Regions from separate parts of the Homo sapiens genome. Here region 2 is linked to region 1. Evidence: chromatin loops called from intact Hi-C (ENCODE). Cell type or tissue: mucosa of descending colon. All regions are shown on one strand. Links, peaks and the distances in the headings refer to the core of each region. The heading gives the core; the rest is flanking DNA.

Region 1 (2,500 bases), core at 1-2,500:
ATATGATTTATATGCCTTGAAAATATAGGATTTGTATTGGAGAAGCACCAAGACTGGTCAGGGTTCCAAATCTGAGTTGTAGGGATCAGGTGAAAAGCAGTCAAGAGTTGAGAGAGATGACTTGTCGCTATTCTGATGGAGGAGAAATTAGTGGACAGAGTTCATCCTCAAGTGAAAAGTATTGTGAGAGAAAAGTGTTTTTGACAAAAGATACTGCTCTTGAGAAGGCATCATCTATAGACCTCTTGGTTCAACTGGATAATTTGCTATAGGATTTGTTATATATTATGGGATATTCCAGGAAACTAGAATTTATATCCTTCCCACTAAATTTCTATTTGTTTAAGGGTGGAGGGCAGATCCTGGTACACCCCCCACAGAGGACGACTTTGGATAGCAGCCACAGCTAAAAAACCCTCCCCTCAAGAAGTCTCAGAACTCCAGGCTACATATCGTCTTCTTCGTGGGAAAGGTAACAGCCGCATATTCTCCTTTCAATTTTACTTTATGGAGAGAAGTCATTGACGTTCATCTTCTTTCACTTCCTTCTTTCTTTGGCTTTTTCTTTGTTAAAAGAGACTTTTAATCTTTGTATATGTTTGTTTGTTTAGTGGTAAATCATTGACAGCGTTCAAAGCATTAATCTGTCAAAACAGTGCAAATAAAAATATCAATTTCCAACACAAGAAATCAACTAGTCTTAATTTTTTTATCTGAGAAAATCATCTTCTTTACTCTAAAGGTAAAATGACTAGTGTAAACTCTGAGATCCTTACATTGGGAAGAACAACCACAAATAGGAATTTTCATTGAGAGTGGCCTAAATAGACACCTACTATTGGATTTGTACAAATCAAAGTTGATTGATTTAAGCAACGTATTTTGGGAATCACCCCAAGAATACTAACTTTGGATCCTTAAAAAGACTTCTGACCTTTGGGCATCCTGTTTTTCCTTTGTGTTATCCAGCTCATACAGTTGTTTTGAGGGTAGAATAAAAGGACAACTACACAACCATCTTTAAAGGTTTTTAAGAAACAAGGCTTAAAGAATCACTAGGAATAAAAAGTTCATGCTTCCTTAAAAGCACTTTTCTTTTTTATTTTTTTTTGAGACAGAGTCTCGTTCTGTAACCAGACTGGAGTGCAGTGGCGCCATTTCTCCTCACTGCAACTTCCGCCTTCCAGGTTCAAGTGATTCTCCTGCCTCAGCCTTCCGAGTAGCTGGGACCACAGGCGCATGCCACCACACCCAGCTAATTTTTTGTATTTTTAGTAGAGACAGGGTTTCACCATGTTGGCCAGGCTGGTCTTGAACTCCTGACCTCAAGTGATCTGCCTGCCTTGGCCTCCAAAAGTGCTGGGGTTATAGGTGTGAGCTACTGAGCCCGGCCTAAAAGCACACTTCTATTCCTATTGATATGGACTGGCTTGTTTTAAAGACATTCATTCTTATGGTTTTAACCACATTTTGATGTTTTTTTTTTCTTGTCACCTGTAACTGCCTTACTTTGCTTCCAAAACTCATCACTGCCAAACTCCAATCTGATCCAATGGCGTATAGTAGAATCGATTTGTATTAGGATGAATTTGTGGGGTCCTTGAACTTTGATGGTATGAGGGCAAAGGAAAAATTTTCTAGCTTAACATGTGGATAGTGGACTAAGCCAGCCACTCACTAGATTTTTTTGCTAAAATGCAAACAGTTGTGCCAAGTAAATTTCACTGTTTTCCTTATGTCTACAAATAGATAATGGAAAAAGTTATTAATGTTTGTTCAGAATTGAAAACAGATTCCTGAGTTCCAAGATCACAAAGAAGGAAATTTATTCAATATTTTTGTTATTCCTGATTCAGATGTGGAATTTCCTAATGACTATCCGTCAGGTTGTCTTCTGGGCTGTGTGGACCTAATTGACTGCTTGTCCCAGAAGCAATTTAAGGAGCAGGTGAGTAAAGAATACTTTTTTTTTTTAGAGACAGGGTTTCGCCATGTTGGCCAGGCTGGTCTTGAAAGCACTTTAAGAGGCTGGGCCTCTTAAAAGTGCTGGGATTATAGGCATGAGCCACCACACCCAGCCTGGTGCATATAAATATCTGTATAAAAAGCTGTTTCCAGGCCGGGCGCTGGTGGCTCAGGCCTGTAATCCCAACACTTTGGGAGGCCGAGGCAGGTGGATCACAAGGTCAGGAGATCAAGACCATCCTGGCTAACACAGTGAAACCCCATCTCTACTAAAAATACAAAAAATTAGCCGGGTGTGGTGGCACGTGCCTGTAGTCCCAGCTGCTCCAAAGGCTGAGGCAGGAGAATAGCTTGAACCCGGGAGATGGAGGTTGCATTGAGCTGAGGTCCTGCCACTGCACTCCAGCCTGGGCAACCGAGTGAGATTCCTTCTGGGGGAAAAAAAAAAGCTATTGCCACAATGCAGCTAGCAAGTATATAGGGTCTTCATCCCTTACCAAAACCTTGCTTCTTTTGAAGAAACCCTTGATTATCC
Region 2 (13,145 bases), core at 6,849-9,348, 250 kb after region 1:
ACTATAACAAAGCCAGGATTTGCACTGAGGTTTTCTAACTCCATGTCCAGTGATTTTTAGACAACATTGTATGTCGAAGAATAAATGAATATAAGTGAGTTACTAGAGATATGTCCTAGAAGTGCCAAATCAAAAAGTATTTTATTAGTGGGTGGCCGTAGACAAACAAAAGCTAATTCCAGATCCCCCAGATTTATTGTCTTGATATATTCCATAGAAAATATGCCTTGGAGCTGGGTGTGGTGGCTAACACCTGTAATCCCAACACTTTGGGAGTCTGAGGTGGGCAGATCACCTGAGGTCGGGAGTTCGAGACCGGCCTGACCAACATGGTGAAACCCTGTCTCTGCTTAAAAAAAATACAAAATTAGCCCGGGCATGGTGGCACCTGCCGTAATCCCAGCTACTCAGGAGGCTGAGGCAGGAGAATCACTTGAACCCAGGAGGTGGAGGTTGCAATGAGCTGAGATCAGGCCATTGCACTTCAGCCTGGGCAACAAGAGTGAAACTCTGTCTCAAAAAAAAAAGAAAAAGAAAAAGAAACACAGATGCAAGTCACTAAGTGGGGCTGAATCTGTGGACTGGCTGACCTCCAGATCTGGGAACAAAGAGTAGTCGTGAGAGGTGATTTCAGAGGAGTAAATAGATACTAAAAAAGCTCATAGACTAAGAATGTGAGGCCAGGAGAGTGAGATGCTAACCCCCAACCAGCCTTATGAAAGGAGGCTTAAAATAAGTTAATTGTTGAGTGGAGGAGGGAAGCTTTAAGGAGTTGGGAAGGACTGTGTCAAGCTGCCTCCTGATTCATTATTAGAATAGAAGTGTGATATCCTAAATTTCACTGTGGCATAGGCCATTTGAAGACCTGTTGTACTGAGTCCCTAGGGGGCCAGAAGAAAGAAATTGCAAAGTGATGAGACAGAGAAAGGGGAAAAAGTAATAACAAAGACATTCCACTCAATATGAGGCTGCAAACCAAAATGTTAATAATAGAAATCTAATGTTAAGAAAGATAACCAATAAAAACCAGGACTTCCACTTCAGAGAAGATGGAGTAGACAGATTTTTCCCTATTCCTCCCCTAAATACAACTAAAAACTCTGGAAATTATTTATAAAACAAATACAACAAGACTGTGAAACGTGGAAGAAAGAAGGCAGACCAGCCATGGGTCACAAGACCTTAGAAACAACATGGTGATGAGTTCCCTGGGTTTTCTTTTTGTCTCTAATATCCCAGACATGGCGCTAAAACTGAATATTATATTTAATGGTAAAAGACTGAATGGAGCCAAGTGTGGTGGCTCACACCTATAATCCCAGCACTTTGGAAAGCCAAGGCAGATGGATTGCTTGATCTCAGGAGTTCAAGACCAGCCTGGGCAAAATGGTCTTGACAAGAGGATAGCTTGAGCCCGAGTTTGAGCCCAATCTGGGCAACATAACAAGACATTGTCTCTAAAAGAATTAAAATGCCAGCCAGGTGCGGTGGCTCATGCCTGTAATCCCAGCACTTTGGGAGGTTGAGGCAGGCGGATCACATGAGGTCGGGAGATTGAGACCAGCCTGACCAACATGGAGAAACTCTGTCTCTACTAAAAATACAAAATTAGCTGGGGGTGGTGGTGCATGCCTATAATCCTAGCTACTTGGGAGGCTGAGGCGGAGAATTGCTTGAACCCAGGAGGCGGAGGTTGCAGTGAGCGGAGATCACACCATTGCACTCCAGCCTGGGCAACAAGAGCGAAACTCCGTCTCAAAAAAAAAAAAAAAAAAAAAAAAAGGAATTAAAATGCCAAAAAAAAACCCTATATAAAACATAATTTTTCTTTTATCAGATTGGCAAAGAACAAAATGAGAACATCATGTTGCCAAAGGAAAAGGGCAAGAGGTATTCATGGGCTACTATAAATGGGTATATGAATGAGTATGTCCTCTTTGAGGCAATTTGGAGGTGGTTTGGCCGTATTTGTGAGAACTCCAAATACAAGTGCACTGTGATTAACAGTTTTACTTACAGGAATTCATCTTACAGACATATTTGTGTAGGTAAAATGAAGCATTTGTACAAGATTATTCATTGCAGTTTATTTGTAATAGCAGAAGATTGAAACAACCTAAATGTCCGTTCAAATGCTGCCATTGAAAAGAATGAAGTAGTTCTCTGTCTACACATATGGAATGATCCAAAATATTTGGGTACATGAAAAAAGCAGTGTGCAGAACATTGTGTGTATATTGCTATCATTTAAGGAAGAATATATGAACATATTTGCATATATACATATAAAATATCTGTGGAAGACTTTTGGATGTTTCCAAGTAGGGGAACTGGAAGACTGAAGAACAGTTATGGAAGGGACACTTCATTTTATATTAGGGTTTGTTGGAGATTTTTTTTGGTTGAGGTGTGGGGACTACCTTTTGAATTTTGGAGTAAGGCTACATTACCTAGTCAAAAGCTTTATTTTTTTATTTTTTATTTTTTTTTGAGACGGAGTCTCACTCTGTCACCCATGCTGGAGTGCAGTGGCGCAATCTTGGCTCACTGCAAACTCCACCTCCTGGGTTCAAGTGATTCTCCTGCCTCACTCTCCTGAGTAGCTGGGATTACAGGCATGCACCACTATGCCCAGCTAATTTTTGTAATTTTAGTAGAGACAGGTTTTCCCCATGTTGGCCAGGCTGATCTTGAGCTCCTGGCTGCAAGTGATCTGCCTGCCTTAGCCTCCCAAAGTACTGGGATTACAGGCGTGAGCCACCACTCCCGGCCAAAAAAAAATTTTTTTAATTATCCAGGTGTGGTGACATGCTCTTGTGATCCCAGCTACTTGGGAGACTGAGGTGGGACGATCGCTTGAGGCTGTACTCCAGCCTGGGCAACAGAGCAAAACCCCATCTCCAAAAATAAAAATAAAATGTGTCTTGACAAAACCATGAAGTCTTTACAACTGTTACCCATCCTAAGGGACCTCAGTAGCATTGTAGGCAATTCCTATGGAACTATTCTGGCCCAATCCTATTTGTCCCATTGGTACCCAGAGTACCTCCTAAACCCTCTTATAGAAGTCAGAGTGCTGATCAAAAGAATACTATTCTCAGTGGCAAATGGGGTGTGTCTTGTCTATATCTATGTGCTCTTATTTTCCAGGGATGTTGGTGGTAAATGTAACGTGGAGGAACAAGACATATGTAGGTACACTCCTTGACTGCACACGACATGATTGGGCACCCCCAAGGTAAGCACTTACAGCTATTTAGTTTATATTATTCTGAACCACACTAATTGGTGATCCCTTATACTTTTATCCTGCTAGAGTTGTACATCCAGCTTTTAAAGGACATGATGGTATAGATACCAGGGAAAGCACTGTATTTATCTGACATTCAAGAAGACTGAATGGCCAGGCGCGGTGGCTCACGCCTGTAATCCCAGCACTTTGGGAGGCTGAGGCAGGCGGATCACCTGAGGTCAGGAGTTCCAGACTAGCCTGACCAACATGGAGAAACCCCGTCTCTACTAAAAATAAAAAATTAGCCAGGCATGGTGGTGCATGCCTGTAATCCCAGCTGCTTGAGAGGGTGAGGCAGGAGAATCGCTTGAACCCAGGAGGCAGAGGTTGTGGTGAGCCAAGATCACACCATTGCACTCCAGCCTGGGCAACAAAAAGCGAAACTCCATCTCAAAAAAAAAAAAAAAAAGAAGATGAATTGTGTATTAAAGTGTTCGGGGGGCCGGGTACGGTGGCTCACGCCTGTAATCCTAGCACTTTGGGAGGCCAAGGCGGGTGGATCATGAGGTCAGGAGATCGAGACCATCCTGGCTAACACAGTGAAACCCCATCTCTACTAAAAATACAAAAAAATTAGCCGGGCGTGGTGGCGAGCGTTTGTAGTCCCAGCTACTCGGGAGGCTGAGGCAGGAGAATGGCATGAACCCGGGAGGCGGAGCTTGCAGGGAGCCGAGATCGCGCCACTGCACTCCAGCCTGGGGGACAGAGCAAGACTCCGTCTCAAAAAAAAAAAAAAAAAAAAAAATTAATTAAAAAAAAATAAAGTGTTCAGCGGGTGCTCACTTCAGTGGTACATATACTAAAATTGGACCAATACAGAGAAGATTAGCATGGCCCCTGCACAAGGGTGACATGCAGATTCGTTAAGTGTTTTATATTTTTAAAATTAGGAAAAAAAAGTGAAGTGTTGAGGGGATGCACTTTGACTGGAATTATTAAAGTCACCTTGAGACCAAAGCTATAACATCTAACCATGGGTGAGCAAACATTCATTGATGATAGCTATTTCTCAGAAATTTGAACTCAAGAACATTTTTAGTTTTATAAACTCTACTAGAACATACGGGTTTCACAAGGACCTTTTCATGTCGCAATTTGACCTTTAGATGGATATTTCAATCAATGGCCCCTTATAGCTTTTTCCTAATATTAGTACTCAGTTCGTCAGGGTTTGGGAAATCCAGGCGTTGAGGGTAACTTGCAACTAACATACAGGTAACATCCTAGGAGCTTACCAATTAATGCAATTCCCATGCAGTCACAAGTTTCTTTGTTGGATCATATTCATTGAAAATGGTAGTTATTATCTGAACAGTTCTTTTAGGAAAAGTATCTTAAACCTTCATCTGCCCATTGTTCCCATGAAACAAAGATGGGCAGAAATGTCCCAAGGAAAGGTATTTTAAAGTTCTTGATTCCATACCACTTTCTTATTCTCAGATGTGATTATTCTCTACCGAGGGCTATTTATGCCTCTTAATTTTCAGAGATGCTGGGCCAGGTTTCTAGAGGCTTAGACTTTTTTTTTTTTTTTTTTTTTTTTGAGATGGAGTCTCGCTCTGTCGCCCAGGCTGGAGTGCAGTGGCGCAGTCTTGGCTCACTGCAAGCTCCACCTCCCGGGTTCACGCCATTCTCCTGCCTCAGCCTCCCGAGTAGCTGGGACTACAGGCGCCCGCCACCACGCCCGGCTAATTTTTTGTATTTTTAGTAGAGACGGGGTTTCACCGTTTTAGCCAGGATGGTCTCGATCTCCTGACCTCGTGATCCTCCCGCCTCGGCCTCCCAAAGAGCTGGGATTACAGGCATGAGCCACCGCACCCAGCCCAAGGCTTAGACTTTTATAAGACTATATTCAGGCTGGGTGCGGTGGCTAACGCCTGTAATCCCAGCACTTTGGGAGGCTGAGGCGGGTGGATCACCTGAGGTCAGGAGTTCGAGACCAGCCTGGTCAACATGGTGAAACCCTGTCTCTACTAAAAATACAAAAATTAGCTGGGCATGGTGGCTCATGCCTGTAACCCCAGCTACTCGGGAGCCTGAGGCAGGAGAACCGCTTGAACCAGGGAGTTGGAGGTTGCAGTGAGCTGAGATCGCTCCACTGCACTCCAGCCTGGGCGACAGAGCAACACTCCATCTCAAAAAAAAAAAAAGACTATATTCAGACCATAATAGTTGCCCTGATAAGAATCAGAAGCAGGCCAGGTGCAGTGGCTCACGCCTGTAATCTCAGCACTTTGGGAGGCCGAGGCGGGTGGATCACAAGGTCGGGAGATCGAGACCATCCTGGCCAACACGGTGAAACCCCGTCTCTACTAAAAATACAAAAATTAGCTGGGCGTGGTGGCTCATGCCTGTAACCCCAGCTACTCGGGAGCCTGAGGCAGGAGAACCACTTGAACTAGGGAGTTGGAGGTTACAGTGAGCCGAGATCGTGCCACTGCGCTCCAGCCTGGCGACAGAGCAAGACTCCATCTCAAAAAAAAAAAAAAAAAGAATCAGAAGCATATGAGCTAAAACAAGTTAGTAAAGTTCTTTATGCCCTCCCTTTGCATTTCTGAGAAACCTATTGGAAGGACTTATTTCTGCTTTGGGCATGCAAGAATCCAGAGAGATAGGAGCTGAGTGAGTAGGTTGATAACAAGGAAGCAGTAAGTAGCTTTACAGTAGAACTGTTCTGGGAACCCAAAGGAGATATTTGACAAAATTTGCCTCTTTTCTGCAATAGCTATGGTTCCCACTGTCTTAGAAACAACCTACTCCAGCTGCCCCCTGGAACAAGAGAGTCAAAACCATCTTTAGATTTACAAGGGAACCAATCTTAGCTAAAGGTTTAATTCTAGGCAGTGTTTTAAGCTCCATGAAAAGCTACTTTAGGGCCTATGAGGAGTGACCCCTAGGTGCAGATCTCCAGACATTCAAAGAACTCATGTACTCTTGGTTATATCTGATGTTTAGGGAACTCTTAAATGGATAGGTGCTTTGTTCTACCTTTCTATATCTTCATAGTGAGGTATGTAAGAAAAAGGCATTGGGCTAAAAGTAGAGCTAGAGTCTTGTTGTATGTTGCCATTAATCAGTGATGTTACCTTGGACAAGTCATTTAGCATGCCTGGCCTCAATTTCCTGTATGATCTCTAACATCTTTTCTGAAACCATGACTATGGCTGTATATAGGAAATGTTGACTTGACTATCTTACGGAACAGATTCTGCATGGTTTTAGAGGTAAATGTTTGGGAATAATTTGCAGCTAACGTGTATCCCAGGAGTTCACCATTTAGTGCAATTCACAATCAGAATTTCTTTTAACAAATCATATTCATTGAAAATGATAGTCACCATCTGGACAGTTCTGGAGGCTACAGCTAAACTGCTTTGAAGATGTTTTCTCTTCTTAATAATATTCTGTTGTGTTTATCCTTTGCCAAGGTTCTGTGACTCCCCGACCAGTGACCTGGAAATGCGCAATGGCCGGGGTAGAGGCAAACGCATGCGTCCCAACAGTAATACACCTGTCAATGAGACAGCCACAGCCTCTGACAGCAAAGGGACCAGTAACAGCAGCAAAACCCGGGCAGGAGCCAATAGCAAAGGCCGTCGGGGCAGCCAGAATTCTTCAGAGCACCGCCCACCTGCCAGCAGCACTTCTGAGGATGTCAAGGCCAGCCCTTCCTCAGCTAATAAGCGGAAAAACAAACCCCTTTCAGACATGGAGCTGAATTCTAGCTCAGAGGACTCCAAAGGGAGCAAGCGTGTCCGTACTAATTCCATGGGCTCAGCCACTGGCCCCCTTCCTGGGACAAAGGTAGAACCCACTGTTCTGGACAGAAACTGCCCCTCCCCCGTCCTAATTGACTGTCCCCACCCAAACTGCAACAAGAAGTACAAGCACATCAATGGACTTAAGTACCACCAAGCTCATGCCCATACAGATGATGACAGCAAGCCGGAAGCGGATGGGGACAGTGAGTACGGAGAGGAACCTATTCTCCATGCAGATCTTGGGAGCTGCAACGGTGCATCTGTCTCACAAAAAGGTTCCTTGTCCCCTGCCCGCTCAGCTACCCCCAAAGTTCGACTTGTAGAGCCCCATAGCCCTTCTCCTTCAAGCAAATTCAGCACAAAAGGCCTCTGTAAGAAAAAGTTGAGTGGGGAAGGGGACACAGACCTTGGGGCCTTATCCAATGATGGCTCTGATGATGGACCCTCAGTGATGGATGAAACAAGCAATGATGCCTTTGATTCTTTAGAAAGGAAGTGTATGGAAAAAGAAAAATGTAAAAAACCCTCTAGTTTAAAACCTGAAAAGATTCCTTCCAAGAGCCTAAAGTCAGCCCGTCCCATTGCCCCTGCCATCCCCCCACAGCAAATCTACACCTTCCAGACAGCCACCTTCACAGCAGCGAGCCCAGGCTCTTCCTCAGGCTTGACCGCCACAGTGGCACAAGCCATGCCCAACAGTCCCCAACTCAAGCCCATTCAGCCCAAGCCCACTGTTATGGGAGAACCTTTCACAGTCAACCCTGCCTTGACTCCAGCCAAGGACAAGAAAAAGAAAGACAAAAAAAAGAAGGAATCTTCAAAGGAACTTGAAAGTCCTCTGACCCCTGGGAAGGTGTGTCGAGCAGAGGAAGGCAAAAGCCCATTCAGGGAATCTTCAGGAGATGGGATGAAAATGGAGGGGCTCCTAAATGGCTCATCAGACCCCCACCAAAGCCGACTGGCTAGCATCAAGGCTGAAGCCGACAAGATCTACAGTTTCACGGACAATGCCCCCAGCCCTTCCATTGGAGGCAGTAGCCGCCTTGAAAACACTACCCCTACTCAGCCCCTGACTCCCTTACATGTGGTGACCCAGAATGGAGCTGAAGCCAGCTCAGTCAAAACCAACAGCCCTGCATACTCTGACATCTCTGATGCTGGGGAGGATGGGGAGGGCAAGGTAGACAGTGTCAAATCAAAGGACGCCGAACAGTTGGTTAAAGAAGGGGCTAAGAAAACTCTTTTTCCCCCTCAGCCTCAGAGCAAAGACTCACCATATTACCAAGGCTTTGAGAGTTACTATTCTCCAAGTTATGCACAGTCCAGCCCTGGGGCTCTGAACCCCAGCAGCCAGGCAGGAGTGGAGAGCCAGGCCCTGAAGACAAAAAGGGATGAGGAACCTGAGAGCATAGAAGGGAAAGTGAAGAACGATATCTGTGAAGAAAAGAAGCCCGAGCTGAGCAGTTCCAGTCAGCAGCCCTCGGTCATCCAGCAGCGTCCCAATATGTACATGCAGTCCCTGTACTACAACCAGTATGCCTATGTACCCCCCTATGGCTACAGCGACCAGAGTTACCACACCCACCTTCTGAGCACTAACACGGCTTACCGGCAGCAGTACGAAGAACAGCAGAAACGCCAGAGCTTAGAGCAGCAGCAGCGGGGAGTGGACAAGAAGGCAGAGATGGGCCTGAAGGAGCGGGAGGCAGCACTCAAGGAAGAGTGGAAGCAAAAGCCGTCAATTCCACCAACTCTCACCAAGGCCCCCAGCCTGACAGACCTGGTGAAATCAGGACCTGGCAAGGCCAAGGAGCCAGGGGCTGACCCAGCCAAATCAGTCATCATTCCCAAGTTAGATGACTCTTCAAAACTCCCGGGCCAGGCCCCTGAAGGCCTTAAAGTGAAGCTGAGTGATGCCAGCCACCTAAGCAAGGAGGCCTCTGAGGCCAAGACAGGTGCTGAGTGTGGTCGACAGGCAGAGATGGATCCAATACTCTGGTACCGACAGGTAACTGTTGCCCTGGGAGGAAGTGGAAATACCGTATGGTAATCGTCTATCTTCCTCACAAATAAGGGCTGTCCTTATACAGGGGTTCAACGGAATTGAGATTAGCAGGAGAGATGTATAATTTTAAGGATTCTTTACCTTTGTAAACTATTTTAATGTTTTTTATTTTATTTTAGTATTATTATTTTTTTTGAGATGGAGTCTCACTCTGTTGCCCAGGCTAGAGTGCAGTGGTGCAATCTTGGCTCACTACAACCTCCGCCTCCCAGGTTCAAGCAATTCTCCTGCCTCAGCCTCCCGAGTAGCTGAGATTACAGGCACACGCCACCATGCCCAGCTAATTTTTTTTGTATTTTTAGTAGAGATGGGGCTTCACCATCTTGGTCAGGCTGGTCTGGAACTCCTGACCTCAAGTAATCCACCTGCCTCAGCCTCCCAGAGTGCTGGGATTACAGGCATGAGCCACTGCACCCAGCCAATTTTTATTTTATTTTATTTATTTATTTATTTATTTTGAGATGGAGTCTGGCACTGTCACCCAGGCTGGAATGCACTGGCGCAATCTCAGCTCACTGCAACCTCTGCCTCCCAGGTTCACACGATTCTCCTGCCTCAGCCTCCCGAGTAGCTGGGATTACAGGTGCACGCCACCACACCTGGCTAATTTTTTGTATTTTTAGTAGAGACGGGGTTTCACCATGTTAGCCAGGATGGTCTTGATCTCCTGACCTTGTGATCCACCCACCTCGGCCTCCCAAAGTACCTGGATTAAGGCGTGAGCCACTGCGCCCAGTCGTAATTTTTTTTATTTTTATGTTTTTATAGAGACCAGAGTCCCTCTGTGTTGCCCAGGCTGGAATGCAATGATGCAGTCATAGCTCACTGCAATTTCCAACTCCTAGGCTCAAGCAGTCCTCCTGCCTCAGCCTCCCAATTAACCAGGACTACAGATGCATGCCACCACACCCAGATGATGTTTTAATTTTTTGTAGAGAGGGGTCTCACTATGTTGCCCAGGCTGGTCTTGAACTCCTGGCCTCAAGCAATCCTCGCGCCTCAGCCTCCCAAAGCACAGGGATTCATATTAATGTTTTTTAAAAAGCACTTTTATATCCATAGCAGGTGTTTTTTCCATTTGACAGGAAAGGCCCAGACAAGTTAGCTTAATTTGTCTGGGGTTACTTGAGACCTCACTAGCAGAGCCAGGATTAGAACCCAGGTATCTCGATTCCTTGTCCGTGTTTCCTCCACTGTTTGGTTCCTATGAAATGAGTTATTGATGGTCTCTCTATTTTTTAGAGTAGGTCCAAAGTATACTCAGTTACTGAGTTTCTTTAACAAGGATTTTATAGGTTGAGTTAGAACTAGGAACTTGGAATCTCATATCTTGCTCTGCTCATGAGACTTAGAATGTCTTCCCTTCCCTCTTGGTATAATAGTTATGCTTCCCTCCCTCCTCTGATCTGAGTGTCACTTATAAGCTTTCCAGTCCCTGAGCGTGCTCTGAAAAAGTGAAACAATCTAAACATATTGGAAGGGGCAGCCTCTCCTATTTCAGTCGTTTTCCCAGAATGCTTGTTCTTACCTAGAAAACATCCACTGATGCATGGATGGATTTTCCTTTTCTCCCCCTGCCCCATCTTGTTCCCTGTGGGTGGGTGCAGAGGTGGGGGCGGGGGCTTTTTAACCAAAAGGGAGCAGAGTTGGATTATAAACAAGATCAGTAGAGGCCAAAATCCTACTCTGCCCCAGGTGTCTAGTACTAATTATCTGCTCTGGTGGTTCTACTGGGACCTTGGGCTTGAAGTATATCTGTCTTATCTGTACAACACCCAGTCGTTGTTCTGTGATTGTTGTAGGAGGCAGAGCCCCGGATGTGGACATATGTTTATCCTGCCAAGTACTCAGACATCAAGTCAGAGGATGAGCGGTGGAAGGAGGAGCGGGACCGCAAATTGAAGGAGGAAAGGAGTCGGAGTAAGGACTCTGTCCCCAAGGAAGATGGGAAGGAAAGCACAAGTAGTGACTGCAAGCTGCCCACGTCAGAGGAGTCTCGCCTTGGGAGCAAGGAGCCCCGGCCAAGTGTCCATGTGCCTGTGTCCTCCCCACTTACCCAGCACCAGTCCTACATCCCCTACATGCACGGCTATTCCTACAGTCAGTCCTACGACCCCAACCACCCCAGCTACCGGAGCATGCCTGCTGTGATGATGCAGAACTACCCAGGTACAGCACCAAGTGCCAGCACTATTCCATTCACTGGAAGGGGGAATGAAGCACAGATTTCACATCCAGAGTTTTCTTGCTCAGCCCCAAGGCATATTGAGGCTCGCTTAGATGACGGACCTTTTTTCACTGAGTCATTCTGTGAGGTGGCCACCATAACCCATAGTTCCTTGAATGACCCATAATGATAGTCTGTGTGACTACCTCTCTCTCCCTTGCTCCAGCTCAAGGATTGTCTCTGTAGTCAGTTTTCATTGCTAACTAAAGGTAAAACTCCTTCTCTGTCACTGCTGTCTCCCCTCAGCTGGAATTTGTAAACCATATACTCCACGTTTTGCAGTGTGCTAGGCACTGTGGGAGGTACAAAAGAAGTAGAGCCATTGAGTTCCTTCCACTCCCGGAGCTTACAGCTTAATCATAGTGGAGAGACACAAAGAACAAATAAAATGCAAACCATAACAATGCATGGATTCAGTTGCCAGATCATGTTCACCTGTCAAGTAAGAAGAGCCATCTGAAGTCAGACTGGGGGGAGGTCCTGCTAGATTCAGCTTGGAAAAGACAAGCTCTTTATAGTGTTTAAATGTTTTTTGTTTGTTTGTTTTTTGAGACGGAATTTCACTCTTGTTGCACAGGCTAGAGTGCAGTGGCGTGATCTCGGCTCACCACAGCCTCCACCTCCTGGGTTCAAACGATTCTCCTGCCTCAGCTTCCCAAGTAGCTAGGATTACAGGCATGTGCCACCACTCCTGGCTAATTTTGTATTTTTAGTAGAGACGGTGTTCTTCCGTGTTGGTCAGGCTGGTCTTGAACTCCCGACCTCAGGTGATCCGGCTGCCTTGGCCTCCCAAAGTGCTGAGATACAGGCATGAGCCACCGCTCCGGCCTTAAATGTTTTTTAACTTGTTAGAAGAAAATGCTCTTATTTAACTCTACTCGTTTTGTTGCCCAAAGAACCATGTGGGGTGCTTCTGGGGTGGAAGGGCACTGCTTTAGCCTCACTCCTTAGAGCCTCCAGCTTCCTACAGCAGCCTAAATAGTCTCAACATTCTGGTGACATTATTATAAAGCACACTCTAAATAGAAATAAGCTTTTCAAACAGAAATAGGAAATTTCTTACCCTTGAGGTGTTCCTTTATCCCTGTCACTCACACCCATCAATATAAAAATCATAGTTGCATTTGTTGAGTGCTCGCCCTGAGCCAGGCGCTGTCCTCTGAGATTTATAGACATTATCTTTTTTAATCCTCCCTATCACCTTAAGTAATAAGTATTGATATCTTCATTTTTGATGATGAAGAAACTGAAGCTCAAAACAGTTATTTATTTGCTCAAGGTTACCAAGCTAGTAAGTCTCAGAGTAAGGTTTTGAGCCCAAGGCTCTGACTCCAGATAAGTGTGATCTTTCCACTTTATCATATCACTTCTCCAAGATGAATCTGAGACCAGTTCAAAGAACAGTATCAGATCTATGGAAGTTGGAAGCAGGAAACAGGGCCATGTTCCTAATATCCCTTAGCTAATTTTTCCTGTAGAGCTCAGTAAAGAAAGGTCAAGCCAACAGTCTCAGCCAAAGACACTATGTTAGAAAATACCTCAGCCTGTGCCTAGGAAAGCTGATGCCCACCCAATCAAGCTCACTAAAGCAGAGTTTCCTCTACCTCTCCCATCTCTTTGACTGTTTGATTTCTCCTTCCACAGGTTCCTACCTGCCTTCCAGCTACTCTTTTTCCCCATATGGCAGCAAGGTCTCAGGTGGTGAAGATGCTGACAAGGCACGAGCCAGCCCCAGTGTGACTTGTAAATCCAGCTCAGAGTCCAAAGCCCTGGACATCTTGCAGCAGCATGCCAGTCACT

What was found. Peaks named below come from ENCODE experiments on the same cell type or tissue, not always from the same donor. Only the 100,000 strongest peaks of a DNase experiment are listed, where the experiment ranks them.
Region 2: a loop joins it to region 1, with 2.5 times the contacts of the local background. A loop is called at or near these places in 59 of 110 quality-filtered maps.

What each region holds. Positions count from the first base shown.
Region 1 is chr15:64,423,684-64,426,183 of GRCh38, forward strand. It overlaps TRIP4 (thyroid hormone receptor interactor 4), which reads left to right. Exons shown (of 13, transcript NM_016213.5): 10 at 348-472; 11 at 1,857-1,948. Among named protein-coding and RNA genes, the nearest start is that of ZNF609, 36 kb to the right of the region's middle. In mucosa of descending colon, for the core only: no CTCF peak of the experiment used is centred there; no DNase peak of the experiment used is centred there.
Region 2 is chr15:64,667,196-64,680,340 of GRCh38, forward strand. ZNF609 (zinc finger protein 609) reads left to right here. Exons shown (of 10, transcript NM_015042.2): 4 at 3,151-3,238; 5 at 6,721-9,061; 6 at 10,921-11,287; 7 at 12,990-13,145. It also overlaps the pseudogene RNU6-549P. Among named protein-coding and RNA genes, the nearest start is that of OAZ2, 30 kb to the right of the region's middle. RefSeq lists an enhancer at 1-516. In mucosa of descending colon, for the core only: no CTCF peak of the experiment used is centred there; no DNase peak of the experiment used is centred there.